Linked DNA regions of Mus musculus: all the other regions are linked to region 3. Evidence: chromatin loops called from intact Hi-C (ENCODE). Cell type or tissue: left cerebral cortex. All regions are shown on one strand. Each heading gives the region's core, and the rest is flanking DNA. Links, peaks and the distances in the headings are about the cores only. Region 1 overlaps Fgfr2 (fibroblast growth factor receptor 2). Region 2 holds the start of Ate1 (arginyltransferase 1). Region 3 holds the start of Gm51499 (a long non-coding RNA gene).

Region 1 (6,673 bases), core at 503-5,502, 510 kb before region 3:
TTTAGAGAGGAGAAGTCTGAAGTCAAGGAGTCAAGACCCTCCCACCTCCACCCCCACCCCCCCCACCGCATGACTATCACCACAGAAAAGACAAAGAACTTTAAGAGATGGCCGTGGGGCTCTTTGTCTATCTATGGAAAATTCCATCAGACCATCCACATGTCGTCCTCATTTAGGGAGGCTCCTTGGGGGTCAGGAAAGGGCATGTAGGATGGATTGCGGGAGGGCTCATTTATCTATGGATGTAAGAAGTGAGTGGGTGTTTATTTTTTTTAACTGACATGTTTAGGTTTCTGCAATCTGGACGCATTACTAATGCTATGTTTTCTCTTTTCTTTGCAGCTGGTCCTTCGGGGTGTTAATGTGGGAGATCTTTACTTTAGGGGGCTCACCCTACCCAGGGATTCCCGTGGAGGAACTTTTTAAGCTGCTCAAAGAGGGACACAGGATGGACAAGCCCACCAACTGCACCAATGAACTGTAAGGGCTGTAGCCACCCCTGCTGACAGTGCAGTGGGCTCATCCCATCTGTCCTCTCTCCAGACATGTCTTGGGTTCCTCAGGCTCCCATTTTCTAAGCATGCTAAGAAGAATGGCTGGAGTTGCCTGGGTTCAATCCCAGTACTGAGATAGATACTTACACAGACAACTGTGGCTTATCCAAAAGAATGAGCAGCATCCTGCCAAAGTGTGTGGAGTGGGCCTTAAATCTGGCTGCCATGGGAAGGGAAAGCCACACACTGACAGGAGTACTCCATAGGTCAGGCATGCTAGGATGCTTTGGGGCTGCCCCTGTAAAATAGACATGGTTGTTCACAGTGCTGGCAATCCCAAGTAGGAAATGGGCTCCTTCCAAAGCACCCTTAACCACGGATGATCGTCACGACAGCTAAGCACGGTGGCTCATACTATAATCCCAGCATTATGGAGGCTGGAGCAGGAAGGCAAAGTTGAGGCCAGCCTGGGCCACAAAATGAGACCCTTTTTTCGATAAAATAAAGTGAAAAAAAGTTAATTTTTTACAAAGTGATGGGGATGGGAAGGTAGCTTATTTGGTAAAGTGATTACCACACAAGCATAAGGACCTGAATTCATTCCTAACATCTACATCAAAAGCTGAGGGCAGTGGTGTACGCACCTGTAATCCCACAGACAGCAGAGGTAGAGCCAAGCATCCTTGGGGCTTGCTAGGCAAGCAGCCTAGCCTAAACCATCAAACTTCAAGTCTCAGCGAGGGACTCTGTTTCGAAGCATAAGATAGATGGTTTTTGAAGAACAGTATCCATGGTTGACCTCCAACTCCCAAATGCGCATGCAGGCCAGCATGTGTGTGCGCGCACACACACATACATACACACACACACACACACACACACACACACACACACACACACACGAGAGTGGGCAAGAACAAAAAATATGAAAAGAAAGTTGCCATTCCATCAACCACACTTCCTCAGATTGAATGGGTTGCTGTGTTTGCTTACCCATATTTGAGAGCTGGGAACTCCAAGTTTACCTGGATGCCATCATTGGGGTACCATTTCTGAGTATGAAAGTGTGGGCTGGTTTCTAGGAATGCCTCCCTCACACTGTAAGAGAAATTGTGTTGTGTTAATGACGCGTGCCTTGGGCAGTGAGGTGCTGCCCCCTCCTCTGGGGCAAACTAAGAAAGCGATTGTCCCTGAGACCGCCTTCTATTGTGTGTTTCTTCATGGGGATTTTAGAGCAGTAATCCCATGAGCGCTTTCTGGTGTACAGTGGAAGGCTAATGAATGGCCACTTTTTATAGCGTATTATATAAAGGCATTTATTGTGTGCCTCGTGTTCCTGTCGCTTTTTCTAACATAGAGGGTCTGTCGAAACTCATAATCAAGATAAGGCGGGAAGCTCGGACTGCCCCGAGAGTTGATCAGGAAGTTAGTGCAAAGCTCCTTGGTGGCAGATTAGTTGGCACAAACCTTCAAGTGGTAGTTTCTGATTTTTTTTTTTTTTTAAAAAAACTGAGGAACTTTTGTCAACAGACTTTTTAAAACAAAACCCAAAGTGTAGTTCAAGAGGGAGCATTTGGGGAAGGAGAAGGGAGGCAGGCTGTAAACCTGTCCCCTTCCACTCTCTAGAGGATTCTGAAAAGTATCCAATGCTGTGGTAGGTCACACTGTCACAGAGATAGAGGTGAAGCCTCTATCACACACACACACACACACACACACACACACACCTACCTCTGTCTGGGTACAGAGCCACCCTCCTATAACATTCTGTCTACAGAGAAGTTTCTGTAATGGTAGTGTTTGTGTAGTTACATTTTCTTATCTAGGGCTTGTCTCCATGCCACCTGTTAGAAGTAACCACATCTGTATGTCACATGCTTGGTGACACCAGTTGACCAGAGAAATCCTTTCTGCAGGTACATGATGATGAGGGATTGCTGGCATGCTGTACCCTCACAGAGACCCACATTCAAGCAGTTGGTCGAAGACTTGGATCGAATTCTGACTCTCACAACCAATGAGGTAAAAGCGTCCCTCCAGAAGCTCAGAGCCCCTGCTTAGCTCAGGAATTGCCTGTTTGTTGAATACAAGCTCCAGTGTTGGAGTTGGGAGCCCCCACCATTTTTAGGGTCAGGCAGAGTTAAACTGTGTGCTCCTTTTCAGTCAGGGTTTTTTTTTTTCCTTCTCAGAACGGAACTTTGAGAATTCTGACTCACAAGACTGGAGGCTGAGGCCCAGGGTGTCTGTGTAGGCAGAGGGAGAGGTGGAAATGTTTTGTGGTAGTGTTTTGGTATGCGTGGGAAGGTGCTGGCATGTAACATGCGCCCCGGATCCCATGTCCTGTTGGTTAGTGTGAATGCTGCTTGTGCTCAGCGGCTGACCAACTTGATGGAAGGCAGTGACATTCTGTCCTTTCCACATGTCACTTGCCTTATGTGATCCTGTCTGGGAAGGCATGTGGCTTGGATCTTTCTGTGTGGCATGTGTGTCATACATATCATGTGTGACTTACATTGTATAATTCTAAGTGACAGAATTTTTAAGTGACAGTTGGTGTCTGTAGTTAAAATATTGATCATAGGGGTGGGGTTGAGGGGTGGGGAGCTAGCTGCCAGCAGTGTGCTTACCACACAAACATGGGTTTGATACCCAGCACTCATACGGAAAGCCTGGTGTGGTGGGGTTTTCTTGTTATCCCAGCACTGGGGAGGCGGAGACTGGTGGACCCCTAGAACGCAATAGTCTGCTGACCTAGCCTAGAAGGAAAGCTTCAAGTCCCAAGAGAGCTCCTGTCTCATAAAACAAGGCTTCCGCATGCATGAACACCCAAATCCATATGAATACACACATAAAATATTTTATTTTCTCTATAATTTATGCCCACCAAAGATAGCATTTTCTGTTACTCTTTGCCTATATAAAGCCCTGTCTCTGGCTTCAACATAAATTGAACAATCTTTAGGGTTTTAGAAGGAATATTCTATGAGCAGTTAGGCCCACACAGTCCAGGGAAACTCTACATGAATTTTGAGATATTCTCTGAACCAAACAATATTTCCTCCCAAAGAAAAGGTAGATGCAGCTGTTTTCACACCAATAAAGAAAAGGTTTTGAATCTCCCAGATCCTTAAAAGGAAAAGAAAGAATACAGCTGATTTCTGATTTAAAAAACAAATAGATCGCATAAAAAGACAAAGAAAACCGGCCCAATGTAGAGATATAAAGCTTTAACGTGGCAGCCCTTTCTTGTGCTCTTGGCTGTGGCTTGTACTGGATAAAGGGAGAGCTTGCATTTAAATGAACACAGCTGACCTTCAGAAGTTGAAAGGAAAGGAATAGTTCAAGGGGGGGAGGGAAAAAAAAGCCAACTTTCTTCTCCTGCCAAAACTGTTGTTTCTAGCCTAAGTTCCTTTAACCCTAGGCTTGGAATCCAGTGATACTTGCCCCCCACCCCCAGTCAGATCTGAAGGTTACAGCTTCATTTAGAAACTAGAAGGGCATTAGGCTTTCATTTAATGATCCCAGGTCCGTACTCAAAGTTACGTATTGATATATTTATGCTTAAAGGGGGACCCATTCCTACTGAACTTTATATGCTTTTTCTAAAATAAGAAAGCAGAATGCCATATTGTCTAACGGATATAAAAATCGAAGTTTCTTTCCTTCTTAAAATCATTACCACATGCTTAAGAAAAATGGTTCTATTTAGGACAAAATTTCATTTTTATCATTGTAAGCAAAAAGTCCTCTTTTGATGTGGTGGGTGTGTTTGTTTCTGGTTGTACAGTTAATGCTGATGTTGTTGGAGCCGATACATCCCCCTTCTTGGATGGCGACTCTTTCTCTTGCCAACCCTAGTGATGAATTATAGTGGGTTTTTGTCTTTTAAACCCTATGATCGCCAACATTCCATGGGCTCTCTGCTGATAATGCTGAGGCTGTTTGTGCTGTAGTCTGCGCTTTTTGCCCCCTCTCAGAAAAACTGTATGTCATAGGAGTTGCTGGCTATTGGGTACATAAGCAAAGCCACCCTATTGTGCCAGTGCCTTAGACAGTGAGACAAGAAAGGCCCCTGGTTAGAAATCTTATCAGGACTGGGAATGTAACTCAGTTGATAAGAGTGCTTGCTTAGCGTGCACACAGCCCTGGGTTCAACCGCCTAGTACTACAGAAACTGAGTGTGGCTTCACACACCTGTAATCCCAGCACTTGGAGAGATAGATGCAGGAGGATTAGAAGTTCAAGGTTATCTTTAGTCACATAGTATTGGTAGCCAGCCAGCCTGGAATACTTGAGATACTTACAGGAAGGAAGGAAGGAAGGAAAGAAGGAGGGAGAGAGGACAGGAGGAAGGAGATAGATATACACAGAAAGAGACAGAGAAACAGAGATTCAGGAGACACAAAGACATACGGAGACACAGTGAGAGAAACAGAAAGACACAGAGAGAGACAGAGAGACATAAAGAGAAATCCCTTCTAGTTTTGTCCAGGGTCAGTTAGTAAGTACTTTCTGTAAGGCCCAAAGAGTAAACATTTTCAGCTTCAAGGCCATATGGTCTCTGTCGAAGCTGCCATTCTAGCATGAAAGCAGCCACAGCTCTATGTAAATAAAGAGGGTCTGTGTTCCACTAAACTTTATGGACTCTGAAACTGGGAAATTTATATAATTTCATATAAATTTATATCATTTCATGTCATTGGCTGCCAAAAGATATGACTCAATTTGATTTTTCTACTAGCCATGTACAAATGTTGAGAAGTCGCCTTAGTTCATGGACCAAACAGAAACACACATGGGTTTGAGCCTTGTCCTGAGCTGGAGGAAGAGAGTGACCCAAAGGGACCTTGGTAGCAGCCAGGGATGTGTTGGGGAGCAGAGAAACTTTTATGAACTTCAGTTTCAGTACTGAAACTTCCCTTTCCCTAGACTTCCTTTGACAGCCCATTACGGGCTTAACATCCATGAGGGTAGCCACACCTTTCCCTAACCCGTTTCTGTTGCTTACTCTGGAGCTCCTGAGGGTAATGGATTATATCTGTTAAACTGTGCAACAAACGGAGATGACTTCTCCCCTAAATGATCCTAGAAATGACAACTGTAGAATGTGATTCCGAAAATACATATTCATGTCCTGGCTTTGTAAAGGGTCCTGCTGGGTTTACTTCACTGGGTCTTAAACTCCGATTGTGAGCCGTAGTGAAGAGGGCTGTATATAGTGGGTCACCGAGGTCCTGTAGCAGAGTGGGCAAGCTCACTGCCTGCTACCAGCAGTTCACTATGTTTTATGGTCTGCTGCCTGCTGGTGGTTTATAGATGCTGTGTCGTAAGAGAAAAGTTCAGGGTAGCCTGGAGTGAATGGAGTTGGGGTATCAGGGAGGTCTTTGTACACTGGGGTGAGCTAGGCCTCTGGAAAGCTTCCTGGGGGTTCCCCGTCCCTTCCCAAATCTGATAGAGATTTTTCAGGAGCTTCTGTTTAAAATGAGATTCTTCTCTTCCCTTCTTGCAGGAATACTTGGACCTCAGTCAGCCTCTCGAACCGTATTCACCTTGTTATCCTGACCCAAGGTGAAATAAAACGTCTCTCTTCCCTTCTTGCAGGAATACTTGGATCTCACCCAGCCTCTCGAACAGTATTCTCCTAGTTACCCCGACACAAGGAGCTCTTGTTCTTCAGGGGACGATTCTGTGTTTTCTCCAGACCCCATGCCTTATGAACCCTGTCTGCCTCAGTATCCACACATAAACGGCAGTGTTAAAACATGAGTGAATGTGTCTTCCTGTCCCCAAACAGGACAGCACCAGGAACCTACTTACACTGAGCAGAGAGGCTGTGCCTCCAGAGCCTGTGACACGCCTCCACTTGTATATATGGATCAGAGGAGTAAATAGTGGGAAGCATATTTGTCACGTGTGTAAAGATTTATACAGTTGGAAACATGTTACCTAACCAGGAAAGGAAGACTGTTTCCTGATAAGTGGACAGCCGCAAGCCACCATGCCACCCTCTCTGACCCACCATGTATGCTGGCTGTGCCCCAGTTGGACTCAAGGCAGACAGGTGTTCTGCCTTCCTTGTTAATTTTGTAATAATTGGAGAAGATATATGTCAGCACACACTTACAGAGCACAAACGCAGTATATAGGTGCTGGATGTATGTAAATATATTCAAATTATG
Region 2 (6,673 bases), core at 584-5,583, 870 kb before region 3:
TTTAGCCATGTACAGTGGTGCACACCCGGGATTCCAGCACAGTGGAGCCTGGGGGGCGGGGGGGGGGGAGGTCCAGAGTTCTAGGTCATCTAGGTTCATTAACAGTTGAAAAATAAGTTTGTTCACCGGCAGGAGAGGTGGTGGCTCAGTGGTTAAGAGCACTTGATGATCTTGCAGAAGACACAGAGTTTGGTTCCCAGCATCATATTTGATGTTGAAAGACCCACAAAGTGAGGACTCCCCCACGTTCTGACTCAGGAGAGGCGACACCCCAAATCACTCACAAGAAACGGCCTTGATGCAAACCGCAAGAGGACTTTTTATTCCAGGCGTGCTCTGGGGCCCAGTACACCACGCAGGGGTAGAGGACCACGGACCACGAGTGCAGAATTGGGACAGCTTTTATGGGGTTACAACAAAGCCTGCGTTTCGCAAACCAATCATTTCATAGCATCAAGACCCCACGCAGTTCTTTCAGTGTGTAATCTTTCCTTCCATTGTGCAAGCACTTTACAGTTGCTAGATAAGCAGTTAGTCAGCTCCTCTCCTCCTGTTATCTTACTAGGCCAGGATCACGTATTCAAGGGTCTGTCTTAATGCTCTTTCACCTAGTTCCATACAGGAAGCGGGCCCTGGAACAGCACGGAAGTGTGACCTTTTACCTGTATACTGGCAGGGAGCAGGGTCTGGAATTTGTGGTATTTAGGGCTTCTTAGGAGGCTGGAGTTGAGGCTGTATTTTTCCATCCTTTCAATCTTACATGAGTGGCTCAGAATTGTCTGCCCGTCAAGGTTTCAGGGTCTACAATGCCTTCTGGATGCCTCCAGCATTGGATGAAGGTTGTACACATATCTACTTGCAGGCTAAACACCCACAAACATAATTAAAAAAAAAAGTTTCCTGATTGCACTTTCTAGACACTGCAAAAAGGAATTCACCATATTGTCGACTATGGAAATTATGCCAGACAGACTTAAACATCTGTGTACGCAGAGGAGAAAGCTAAGGAATATTATCTTGGTAGGAGCATGCCTTTATTTTTACACTTTGCCTCACAACCTCATTCCCTAAAACACGTTCTTTGCAAATTGGAGACCCATGGAGTGAATTCAGATTATGTAAATGTTCAGCCTGAAGAGTTAAAAATTCTTTTTGAGTGATATTTAAAACTCCCTTTAAAAGAGGAAAGTGTCGCTTCGTCATTGGACATTCCGCTCTAGCAGAGTTGTTTGGATTCTAGATCCCTCTCTATCAAGCCAGCTCCGGCTCCTCGTTCCTCACAGGTGGTCAGGCGCAGAACTCGAGGTTAACCTTCAACTACAGAGCGCAAATGACCGGGTGAATCCCAACCTGGAGCCTCAGTTTCCCTATCTGTAAAGCGGGCTGAGAGATCGCGTCAGTGACAAGGACTGCTGTTGACTGGACAAGTAACCTGCTGGCCACTAAACACTGGGTTCCGAGACGCACCCCTGCAACCCAGGCTGGCGGCCAGTGGCCTGACCGGGGATCGGCGGAGAGCCGCGAACCCGGCAACCCCCGCGCTCTCGGCCCTTCCCCGAGGTTCCCCGCGCTGAGAGGCGTGGCCGCTCCTCAAGCCCACAGCGGCGGCCATGGCCTCGGTGGTGGAATACAAGGGCCTGAAGGCCGGCTACTACTGCGGCTACTGCGAGTCCAGGGAGGGCAAGACGTCGTGTGGTGAGTGTCCCGCCGTCCAGGTCGCCTTTACCGGCTTCAGCCAGGCTCTCGCTACGTCCTGGCAGGCCTGCCGCGCGGGTTGAGGCCGTTGGTCACCCGACTCCAGCTTCCCGGTCCCATTGGTCTCTCCTCAGCCGGCTTCCTTTCCATCCCGGTCTTCCCGCCCTCGCCCTCCCTAGGGGGTAGCCGCCCCTCACAGAGGAGGAACGGAACTAGCGGACGGCTGCCCGCAGTCAACATGGCGCGGGCGGCGTCAGTGACGTAGGGCGTCCGGTCCTTCCAGCCCGGGAGCACTCGAGTGGCTTCGCGCGATCTTCGGAGGCGCGCGCGTTGCATTGTGGGGTGGTGGAGGCGAAGGCGGCGGTAGCGGCGGCTGCGTAGGACTGGGTGGCGCAGCGGCGGCGGGGTCGCGGACATGGCTTCTTGGAGCGCGCCTTCACCTAGCCTTGTAGAGTATTTTGAGGGCCAGACCTCCTTCCAGTGTGGCTACTGCAAGAACAAGTTGGGCAGTCGCTCCTATGGTGAGCGAGCTCGGCCGGCGGGCGTGTGCTTCGGGCTCTGTGAGGGTCTTGGGTGGCCGCAGCCTGGGGGAGCGTCGTGAAGAGCCGGGTGTCCTCCACCCTTGCTCCCTCAGCGGCTGCTCTGGGAGACGGGAAGGGAGATGGGGAGGCTCCTGGGAGCTGACGGCCGCCCTGCATCCATCCCCGCGGCAGCCGAGGCCCCCTGCTGCATGTGTAGAGGGGCGTGTGCGTGCACACCTGTTCGCTGTCATTTTGGAGAAAGTGTCTGGGAGAACGTACTGGAAACCGAGATCGGCTTGATATTTTGATAAAATACCTGCTCGACTTTTTTTTTAAATCAGGGATTTATACCATGTCATTGTGCCAATCCATCTTGAAGACCGTAATAACGGTGTTCCTTCAGGCTTTAGGTTTCTTTTCTTTTTATTTTATTTTATTTTTCTGGCTTTTCGAGACAAACGTTTTCTGTGTAGCTCTGGCTGTCCTGGAATCCACTCTGTAGACCAGGCTGGCCTGGAATTCAGAGATCCGCCTGCCCCTGCCTCCCGAGGGTCTGGGATCAAAGGTGTGCATCACCACCGGGCTAGGATTCAGGTTTCTTACGGAAGATTTGTTTGTAAGCCGAATATGTACTTATTGTCTGCCGTGTCATGATCGGCAAATACAGAATCTAGGATGGATGGTTTAGAATAATCCTGCAGGTGGAAGCAAGGTAACTTGACTATAAATTTAGGTTAGAGATTTACCCGTTTTGAAAGACAGTTTAGTGGTTTGGCTGTGCACGGGATTTTGGTTTATGGATGCATTAAAAGTGTTTATTAGGAGAAAGTGTATTATTAGGTGAACCGCGGCCTTGGGTAGACAGTTATACAATCGTTAGATGCACGGATTACGAAGACCAGTTAAGTGAAAAAAACGCTTGGAGCATAGGGTTAAATAAACAGGATGCAGATGACAGCCGAGTACACGTGACAGCTGAGAGGAATACGGTCCAATAAAGCCCAAATAAGGCCAAGAAAGCACATCAAATGACAGTGGCTCACTTTGAGTGATAGAGATACTATTCTTTTTCAGAATTTTTATATTCTGACTATAATATTTGCCAGTATTATGTGACTGAAACATATTTTAATAGGGAGGACCTTACTACCCCTACCCCTAGTAATTTCGTATTAGAGAAAATTGGACAATATAAATATTTTGTGCTTCAAGATTTGTTGAAGAACAGTTTTATCATCTAGAAAGATAACTATAAATTCCCAGCATTTCAGTTTTCGTCTTTCCTGTAAGGCACTCTTCTGTTGGGTGACTGTTGTAGGAACTCTTGTTATATCTGAGTGGCCTCAGAACTACAGAGGATTCCTTTGAGGCTCAGAATAACTTGTTGGTGTCAGCGAGTGACTAGTCACTAGTTTTGCTTTGGATTGCTGTGATAACCACCATGATCAAGTGCAGTTTGGGGAGGAAAGGGCTTATTTCGTCTTAGAGCTTTCGCTCCATTGAGAAGTCAGGGCAAGAAGTGGAGGCAGGAAGGAACCTTGGGGCAGGAACTGAAATGAAGGTTATAGAACTGGTATGCTAACATTTTTACTGGAACTTGACACCATTTCTCCCCTCCTCGCTTGCCACTCTATAAAGCATGTTTCTATATATAGCTGGTACAATTTCTTCAGGAAGAAAAAAACTCGTCGTTTTAAGTTTTAGTTCAGGTATGTCCTTTACATGTTAATCCCCATCATTTTTGTCCCCTCGTCCACAGTGTCATAGTTATTTCACTGAATTGATAATTTCAGAGGCTCTGTCATCATCATCTTGTTCCCTTGGGATGCCAGTTACTGTCAGTTCATTTATTTTGAATGAGTATGTCTGTATATGTTTGTCCTATTTTTAAGGGTCAAGCCTGTGCTATATATATTATGCATAGCAAGTAGTAGAACTAACATACCTTTGTGCTGGTCAGCTTGACACAAGCTAGAGTTACCTGGAAAGTGGAAACCTCAACTGAGAAACTGCCGCTCTCCCATGGCCTGTAGTTAAGTCTTTTGTGACATATTTTGATTAGTGATTAATATAGGAGGGCCCAGCTCTGGGCATGGGGTACTGGGATGTACAAGAAACCAGTTCTAGCAAGCCAAGAAGAGCTAGTCAGTAGTCAGTGTTCTTCCCCGACCTCTGCTTCACTTCCTGCCTTTAGATCCCTGCCCTGAGGTATTTGCTTCCAGGGCCCTGACTCCAGTTTCTGCTCTGACTTCCTTCTATGATGCCTTGTGAGCTGTAAGAGGAAATAAACCCTTTCACCCCGAAACCATATTTGATTATAGTGTTTCTTGCATAGCAATAGAAGGTAAACTAATTAATGGCAACTCTCAAATAGGTGAGACCAGTGTGTTAACTCACTGGAGGTTCTCTGAAAGTTTGTGTGAAGTCTACAATTCCAGTGAGAATTGAGATGATTTATTAATTTTTAATTAAATGGAGTAGGAGTCACTTTTGATATATTTGATTCTTTAGATTAGATTTCTTTTTTTTTTGTTCCTGTTTTGAGAATGGGTCTCTTATATAGCCCTGACTTGCCTGGACTCCTAGAGTCACTTTGTAGCCAAGGCTGGCCTTGAACTCATAGAGATGTTCCTGCCTCTGCCTCTTGAGTGCTGAGATCAAAGGTGTGTGCCACCACACCTGACTTAATACCCCCTCCCCCCCAAACACACAGGATCTTATGTTACTCAGGTTGGTTTCAAATTTATTATATAGCTGAGGTTGGTCTTAAACCCTGACTCCTGACTCCTGACTCCACCATCTGACTCCACATGCATTTACCTCCTAAATTCTAGGATTACAGGTTTGTGTCACCACTCCTACCTTAGAATTAATATAACTTATTTTTTGTTTGTGTTGTACGTATTATGTTAGGTGTAAAGTAAATGCAGACTTTTTTTTACTCCAATTTGAATGTTCTAGAACTTTAGTCTAAATTTGCCATTTTTATTTTTAATTTATTTTTTACACAGGGTCTAACTAGGTAGCCCAGTCTGGCCTGGGATGCCCAGAGATCCACCTGTCTCTGCCTTTGCAGTTTTACCACACCTCCTCTAACTTACCTGTTTTTTCTTGTAAAGAACACTTAAGGGTTTTAACAAGAAGACAATAGGGTGTGCTGGAGCTAACATGGTACTTACTTTTTCAGGCATGTGGGCACATTCCATGACAGTGCAGGATTATCAGGATCTTATAGACCGAGGATGGAGAAGGTAAGGTTCTTTAACACAGATGCGTTTTGTTATTGCTTAGTTGCTTCTTATAGCTGCATAGTGAGAATTGCCCTCAGGATATTCTTTTACGGAGCTGTTTATTATGTTCTTTTGTGTAGTGTAGTTTTTTGTTCTTAGAAATTTATTGGCAAAGTTAAAAATTATGCATAAAGTAAAATATATTACATACCTTGTATGCTTATTACTAACCTTTGACAGTTTCTGGAATTATTCTATTTTTTCACTGATTCTCTATGTTTTCCCTCCTCTCCAAAGCATTTGACAGTAGATTACATGTTAATTATTATTGCAGAAAGCATATTGCAACATACATATCTGAGAAGAAATAGTTTCCCTTTTAACTTATCTACCATGCCTTTATCATCTTATAAAATTAACACTATCTGTTGCTGAATGTGGTGTCCCAGGCCAGTAATCCCAGCACTAGGGAGCAGAGGTGGGTGGATCTCTGTGAGTTTGAGAATAGCTTGGTCTACACAGTGAGCTTCAGGCCAGCCAGGGCTACTTGATGAGGCCCTGTCTCAAAAACAAAAAAGAAAAATTAATATAAATTTTTGATGGTACTTGGCATTCATTAAAAAAATTGTTTTAAAATATTTTTATTATATGTGTGTGTGTACGTATATGAGAAGGGGTAGAGTGAGTGAGTATGGGGGGAGAGTGTGTGAGAATGAGAGAGAGAGAGAGAGAGAGAGAACACGCTCGAGTGCTCGAGCACTCTTGTGCATGCTTAGCAGCAAGCACCCTCCCTGATGACCATTGCACGCCTGGCTTTGGTGATCTGGACTCCAATCCTCATGCTTGCACAGCAAGGGCTTTTCTTACTGAGCTGTCTTCCCAGTACCTAGATTGCCTTTTAAAAAAATGTTTACTTATTTGTATTTGGGGATGAGCTTGTGTGTACTACAATACTTATACAGCTCAGAGGACAACCTGCGGGAGGGTTCTTTACTTCTGTCACGTGGGTTCTGGGGCTGAGATCAGGCCTTCAGTCTGGCCAGCAAATGCCTTCATCCATAGAGCTGTCTCAGTGACTCAGGATTGCCTTACACAATTGCACGCAGACACACACACACACACACACACACACACACACCTGTTGGTTAACTGATTCTATAATTGTTCATACACTGTGTTTTCTTGGTAATTTTTCTTTTTTCTTACTATGTACCCCTGACTGGTCTG
Region 3 (6,673 bases), core at 1,119-6,118:
AGTATTTCTACAGACAGACCCCCAACTCTTCTACTTTTAGATCTATTTCTAAGCATCTCTTTCAGAAAAGTCCTTGCCCCAGGAGTAGAGGTTTACCTGATGCTAAATATATGTGGAATTTATTCTGATCTATGGGGAAAACTGGGGATTATCTCTGATTTCTCCCACATGGCTGGTTCTCCTATCACTTATTGGCTAATCTCCTTTTCTCCGTGGATCTTTACCACATAGTAACCTCTTATCTCCATCATCTCTGTGCCTGAGACATTCGGGTCTATTGGCCCATCTGTTTGTGGTTTCTTTTGGCATCGACACTTTACGATACACTGCCTCCCACGCCCCCATGATAGAATACTTTAAAAATACTCTCTCAAAAAATATTCTGGGATGGATCAAGCTACCAGACATTTCTTAAAAGAAACATTGCAGGCTACTACAGGCCTGCTCTGTACATAATTCTCATTGACCCGAGGCAGCCAGCCGGCTTGTCTTACCATGATAATGGAGCTACAGAGCACCTCCCAGAAACTCTTGCTTCAATGTCTGCCTCTGCTCGTCCCGGCCTGGTGCTTTGCAGTGGAGGATGCAGTAAGAGCAGAGTGAGGGAAGAGACCCAGCCTTGCAAGACCAGCTTGGCTCAAAAATTAATCTGTGCAGGCACTCTCCTTTTAGAAAGTGGATCCTTGGGTACTAACCTGAAAGGGCCGGTTCTCATCTAATCATCTCCACTGTGCCCAGGCAGGTGAATGTCCCTAAATGAGACTACTAGCTGCTCATTAAGGACCTGTCAGCGTGCTGAGGAATGGGTTCCCCTCACTGCTCTCTCAGGAGCTATCTTGATTGGGCTGCTGGCACACCATCTGCAAAGTGAAGCTTCCATCCTGGGCATCTTTCTAGCTCCAGGTCAGGTTGCAGGCGGCTCCATCCAAATCCCCCAAACCCTCTGCTTCCCCTCCACGTGAGTTTGTCAGAGCTCTTCCATAGCACCGTACCCAGACACCTCCGCGTTTGCCGAGCTTCCTCGCTTTGTGTAACGCTCCTTTCAAGATGGGGATAAAAGGGTCCCCAAAGCATGAAGCAGATTAAAAGCAATGTCTGTACAAGGCAAGAAGAAAGTTGGGGATTTCTTTTCTGCCTTCCTCTCATTAGTTTAACTTCGACTGATTTAAACATTTGCTCCATGTTCCCTGGAAACTGGAAAGTTTGCTTTGGAATGCTGTTGCTGGGGGTAACGCTGCGGAGTGTCTGAGGCAAGAAACATGGCTGCTGAGGTACAGGACTGACGTCACACTGGTGAGAGGACTCACAAACCCTAGGAGAGAGGGAGTAATTCTACATTGTTTCCGGCTCCCCCAAATTCAGCTTGCTTCGACTAGAGGGTGGCTCAGAAAGTTCCCTCCTGGAAGCCCAGGGAATATTCCTCCACAGTCTATTATTTTCTGACCTGGAACGAATGGGCAGCAACAACAAACTTCCTAGGTCAGCCCTGGAAATGTTATGTGGATGGCAACTCGTGGTTCTTTCTTCTAGCACGGAGAAATGAACAAATGAATAAATAAATAAATCTACCAGATTATGCCACAGAGTACAGTGACACCCCCCCCCCCCAATGTCCTCCTCTCTTACTCAAATAGCAACAACCATTTCTGCAGTCTCTGTGGGTGCAGGTGCATTTTGGAATAGCTCAGGTAAGACTACACAGCCTCCTTGGTCCTCATTAGAAATTCGAATTGATAGCATTAATTGGCATTTTTCAAACACTAAGCGCCCAGCTTGAAGTCTACAAATAAAAGCGGGGCCCAGATGCTGGGATTTCATCGCCCTCATTTAACACTTCGTAAGCAGTTCATTAAGCCGATAACACTTTAAACAGTAACACTGGCGCCTTCGGAGTCCCTCAGCCTGCGATTGTCCCCAGACACCCAGGGAATTCTGCCCGGATTGGGAACCGCAAGAATCTACTTTCACTATGAGTCTCTTAATTGTGGGCACCCTGGCCTGCGGCCAGCTTACAGAAGCCTGCCTGAGGCCTTCACATCCCAGTGGCCAGGGGTCCTGGCCCAGGTAAGGCTAGGAACCACATGCACCAGAGACATAACATGGACCAGACTGAGGATGCAGCCTGGAGATGGGCTGGGGAGTGAAGGGGTGGGGCTACCCCTGTGCTCTCAGCAAGCAGGGAGCATGGCCAACTGAGTGACTTCAGCTTGAATCCAGGACTTGCTTTTCCAGGTCATTTTTAAGGGAATTAAGGGTGAATGTTCACCACCCTCTAAGGATGTCTCTCTCTGCTAAGGTTTTACCTAGAACTTGAAGACTCTGGCAGAGCATAGGACCACTGCCATAATCCTCTGAGACCTGGGGCAGAGACACAATTAGAGCAGCAGGAGGTGGTGGCTCGGGTGCTAAACTGCCCACTCCGTCCGTTCCTCTACAGGATAAACAGTACAAGGGTTGACCTTCATTTGGTCTTTTGTGTAGTGCCAGACTGGGCACAGCATTGTAGATGTTCATTCCATAACGATCCTATGAACAAAGGAACGGGGGTGGGTGGGATGAACATTGTCCTTTCTGGGTGACAGACAGTGAGGCTAGCATTGTGGAAATCAATACCACAGACAATGACTGGCCTGGAGCTTTTGGCGAGCACATGCCAGCTAAGGTGTTCTTGGTCCACAGAAGCACTGGCTCCTTCAAACCTGTGGGCTGCACGGGGAGAAAAAAAAATGATGTCAGCAAGACATAGCTGAATTAGAACTTGAATCCATCTGGTGGTCATGACCTGGCTCACGGCCCCTATGCTAAGCCCCAATAAGAGGAAATGAGAGGTGTGTGGATGTCCAGTGCCAAAGTGGGTAATCCTGTGGTTTGTCCCTAGGGCATCAAGAACGCAGTGCTGTCTAACCTGTCTGGAGATGATGAGTAACTGATAGGTAACTGATGGATAACTGACCAGCTACTGATTAACCACAGTGGGGCTGCAGTGAGGTCGGAGACCGTGACCCCTGTGGCCACAGAGATGGAAACTAAACCCCATCCCACGAAAAGCCTGAAGTCTAAAGCCATGTTCCCAGAGATTCAGCTCAGCCAGGCACTAAGAGGATGGTCAGCCTGGTCCACAGCGCCATCTCGTGGCAAGAACGGGCATCGCAGAAGGGCCGCGCCCTCTGATCTTCCCAGAGGACCAACCAGGTGAGCCTGGGATTATGGAGGCATTTTCTTGAGAACATCCCCCATCCCCCAGTGTGATGCTCGGGGAGTTGGAGGCCTGGGTGGCTGTATCAGTTAAGGAAATGGGCCAATTAGATACTGCTTTGATTAGGCCTGGGCTCTGGGGCTGGACGGGGCTTTTCTCCGATGCACCTGAATTGTAAGGGTGTCCAGAATCTGCTGCTTCTTCAAAGACACATGGTTTCCTGACACAGAACAAAGACAGGCTCAGACACTGGCTTCCATTCATTTATTCTGTCAGTAAAATGTGCTGAACACCTACTGTGCATCAATCAGGTCAGGAGGTGTGCATTGAAGCCGGGAAAGAGAACATGAGAGAAGCTTGCAGTTAGATGACGCCCCCTCCCCCTCCCCCTCCCCCTCCCCCTCGGCAATCTGGAGAAGCCCCGAGTTACTCAGAGTGTTTGCAAAAAAAAGCATTTTAAAGACAGGAGGAATGCAAAGCACACCCACACGGCACTCAGCACAGTTTTCAAAATGTTTTAAAATTGTGAGATAATCCTATATATGTTCTTTTTTAGACTGTGAGTTAACGAGATCTGAAGACTGGGCCTGTCAACTACAGTCGTCTCAAAATAGTGATGAGTCCAGATGATATTTTGAGATAAGTGCCTCAATTGTAACATGCCATGAAAGTAGCTGTGATTTCTGTTGGAGGAAAGAAAACATCTCAGGCGATGCTAATACTCCAGGGCACTCTGCCTAGATTTGTAATTGAATCAACTGCTAAACTGCAGCGAGAGGTGAGTAAAAATAATGACGTCATGTTTCTCTGTTCAAGTTCACAGACTCCCCTCCCCTGGTCTTCTGTCTCAGCAGATTTTCTTGGTTAAGAAGCCAGGTGAATGGGCATGGTGGCACAGGCTTGGGATGCCAGTCATGGGGAGGCCGAGGCAGGAGGATTACAGGATTAGACAATCTAGTGACTCTGTCACAAAATTAATGTACAAAGGGGACTCAGGATGTATCTCAGTGATAGACAGCCCTGGAATCAATTCCCAGAACGGCATAGGATGGGTGGGGGGGGGTGGGGGAGGAGAAGGCCTCGGTACCACCTTTACCTGGCAAATGAGTAGACAGGCACGCAAGGTGAGGTGGTGCTGAGTGCTTGAGGGACATCAAATTGCACACTGACAATGACACCAACAGGGAGGGCTTGTATGGCTGAATTTGACTTTAAGAAGTCCCTACAGAGGTGCAACATGGTCACCTAGGGAGCCCCATCCGGCATAAGAGCCCTACATTCTTTCTGTAAGTCTGAGTCCTGAGTTAAGGTCCCCAAACTCACACTGTGACCAGTATCCCCAGCCAGGGAAGCCTGGGTCAGTGTGACATCCCTACTTGGATCTTTAAAGGTGTATGTTGCAGCTTTACCACCCAAATTTTCCAGGGCTATTTTGAGGGCAATTCAGTGAAGTAAGGAGCCATGTTCTTTATATCATTGAATTCTGTGCCCCCTGAAATTTAACCCTGCCTAAAGGCCAGTGCCTAGCTCCATGTGGTGACCAGGCTCCTTCCAGTATGAAACGCCCCTTACCTCCACGCTCCCTGACCAGCTTTCCTATCAGCCATGATCTACAGGGCCCCTCTAAGTCAGAAAGGCTCCTCTCTCTTTCCTCTTGTCTCCTCCCTGGAGATCCAGCCTCACCATGATGCCGCGCAGATATATGCAATACAGCAGTCCATGATGGGCTGGCTGGTGTGAGCAGGGAGCAAGGAGAGGCCTTTGTAGCTGGATAGGAACCGGTGTGACAAGCTTGCAGGATGATGTCAGGGCTGGCACCAGCAGAGAACAACTCTGTTGACAAGAAGATTAATTAGACAAACGCAGTGCCAGTCAGACTCTGCCGCCATCAGAGGTCAGCTCCACTCAGGCCCCTGCTAGAGACTCTTTTTTTTTTTTTCCTCCCCCGTCTTTTTAAAAGAAAACTTAATCTCCTAACAAGACAGCCCCAAAACAATTCATGGCGTGCCAGCTGAGCAAGTACATACAAGCATGCTCTGCAGAGGTTCCAGGAACCCACCAGGGCCTCCCTTCTACCTGTCCAGACAGATGCTGCTCCAGGAAGAATGCTGGCGTCCACACTGGTCCTTCCTCATCAGAGACACTGCTCTGGGTGGGCTGTCGATGCCTTTCCTAGGGGCTTCTCTTTTTATAGGCGGGGGTGGGCAGCCCTCCATGCCAGTCTCTGAGCTTCGATGTCCCCCCACCCCACTGACCCCTTCCTCTCAAATCCTCTCTTTCTTCAACAGGTGCCTGCCCCGATGGGAAGAGAGTGCGAGAGTGGCCTCTCTTATTATTCCACAGGCATTTCTTGAGCATGTTATATCCTAGCAGCCCTGAGGATAAACAGGTGATCTTAGCATCACCTCAGAGGTGAGAGTGAGCCTGAGAGGGGCTTCTGTCTAGGAGGGGAGGCACTGAGAGCAGTCAACTAAAAGCACAGTGATGTTCATGCGCGTCTGTGGGAAAGGATCCAAGAAAGGATGGTAGGAGAAGGAACCTGGAGGGGGCAGCCATTTTGGAAAAGATGACTCCAAAGGAGGAAGTAGGGTTGAGGCCTGAGGAATTCTGGGAAACTGCCTGGGAAAGCTGCCTCAGTGCCACAGTGTCAGGGGCAGGAGTGGGACGGTGCCAAGAGGAAGTGCTTTGTAAATATCTGTCCATTGCAAGAATAAAAGATTATTTCTAAATTGTGTCTCTCACACATAGCCCAACAGTGGAAGTTACCCATGGGAGTGAGGGTGGCTAAATTGTAGATTCTTGCCTCTACTGATTCTAAAGGGTGGCATTGTGCCCAGAAAATGCCATGTGAGCAGATTTCCTATCCTCCCGACACCCCCTCCCCTTTTATAATGGGTTCCCTCTCATGCCCCATCTCCAAAGCAGGCCACTGGGCCCCAGACTGCTTCTGTCTGTCTGGAGAGAGGCCAAAATCGGAGCAACTGAGTGACTGGTGAGCAACCCTGCCCACCCTCCACCCCTTCTAGGTATCTGCCAAGGCCCAGGGCCTTACCGTCCCTGAACGCTCTGTGCCCTCAGTGAAAGAATGGAGCGTCAGCCTGCAGGAATCAGTTGCAGACCCACACCCCTGTGTTCCAGGCTGGTCACAGGTATGAGTCCCAGCTGGATGACAGTACTTACACCTGTGCTAAACAGAGTCTTTGGGGCCTGTAGGATCCTGCAGGGGTCACAGCCATCAATGCAGTTACTAGATCTTAGGACTGGGGGAGTCGGCAGAGCTGCTGAGAGTGGTAGACAATATGCTGCGGCCTTGACTGTCTGTGGGGGTCCGTAGATGGGGATATGCTCTTGGATCTGGAGCCTCCATGGGCGCCCATGTAACCTTAGGTCTGTGTGCCTCTCCCCGGATCTCTTTGATGTCCAGCAGGTGACAGCCTCATCTAAAGTGTGATGGTGGTGACAGGCAGGAGGCCGCCC

Evidence for each region. Hi-C counts contacts between places; a loop is a spot of excess contacts. Peaks named below come from ENCODE experiments on the same cell type or tissue, not always from the same donor. Only the 100,000 strongest peaks of a DNase experiment are listed, where the experiment ranks them.
Region 1: it touches region 3 in a loop (2.2-fold over the local background); 4 of 42 quality-filtered maps call a loop at or near these places.
Region 2: it touches region 3 in a loop (3-fold over the local background); 2 of 42 quality-filtered maps call a loop at or near these places.

What each region holds. Positions count from the first base shown.
Region 1 is chr7:130,163,546-130,170,218 of GRCm38, reverse strand. It overlaps Fgfr2 (fibroblast growth factor receptor 2), which reads left to right. Exons shown (of 18, transcript NM_010207.2): 16 at 343-480; 17 at 2,411-2,516; 18 at 6,096-6,673. The coding sequence ends at 6,260. Among named protein-coding and RNA genes, the nearest start is that of Gm39096, 72 kb to the right of the region's middle. In left cerebral cortex, for the core only: no CTCF peak of the experiment used is centred there; a DNase peak (open chromatin) is centred at 2,775.
Region 2 is chr7:130,514,899-130,521,571 of GRCm38, reverse strand. It overlaps Ate1 (arginyltransferase 1), which reads left to right and starts at 1,992. Exons shown (of 12, transcript NM_013799.3): 1 at 1,992-2,216; 2 at 5,404-5,467. The coding sequence starts at 2,111. It overlaps Gm4275, which reads right to left and starts at 1,981. Exons shown (of 4, transcript XR_869987.2): 1 at 1,727-1,981. In left cerebral cortex, for the core only: no CTCF peak of the experiment used is centred there; DNase peaks (open chromatin) are centred at 1,930, 2,394, 2,709, 3,128 and 1 more place; H3K4me3 peaks cover 2,448 bases; H3K27ac peaks cover 2,341 bases.
Region 3 is chr7:129,650,368-129,657,040 of GRCm38, reverse strand. It overlaps Gm33122 (a long non-coding RNA gene), which reads left to right. Exons shown (of 5, transcript XR_869975.1): 2 at 2,879-3,192; 3 at 3,753-3,974; 4 at 5,485-6,345. Gm51499 (a long non-coding RNA gene) reads right to left here and starts at 5,704. Exons shown (of 3, transcript XR_003946877.1): 1 at 5,273-5,704; 2 at 4,880-5,029; 3 at 3,933-4,418. In left cerebral cortex, for the core only: a CTCF peak has its summit at 3,151 (motif pointing left); DNase peaks (open chromatin) are centred at 2,001, 3,143 and 3,780.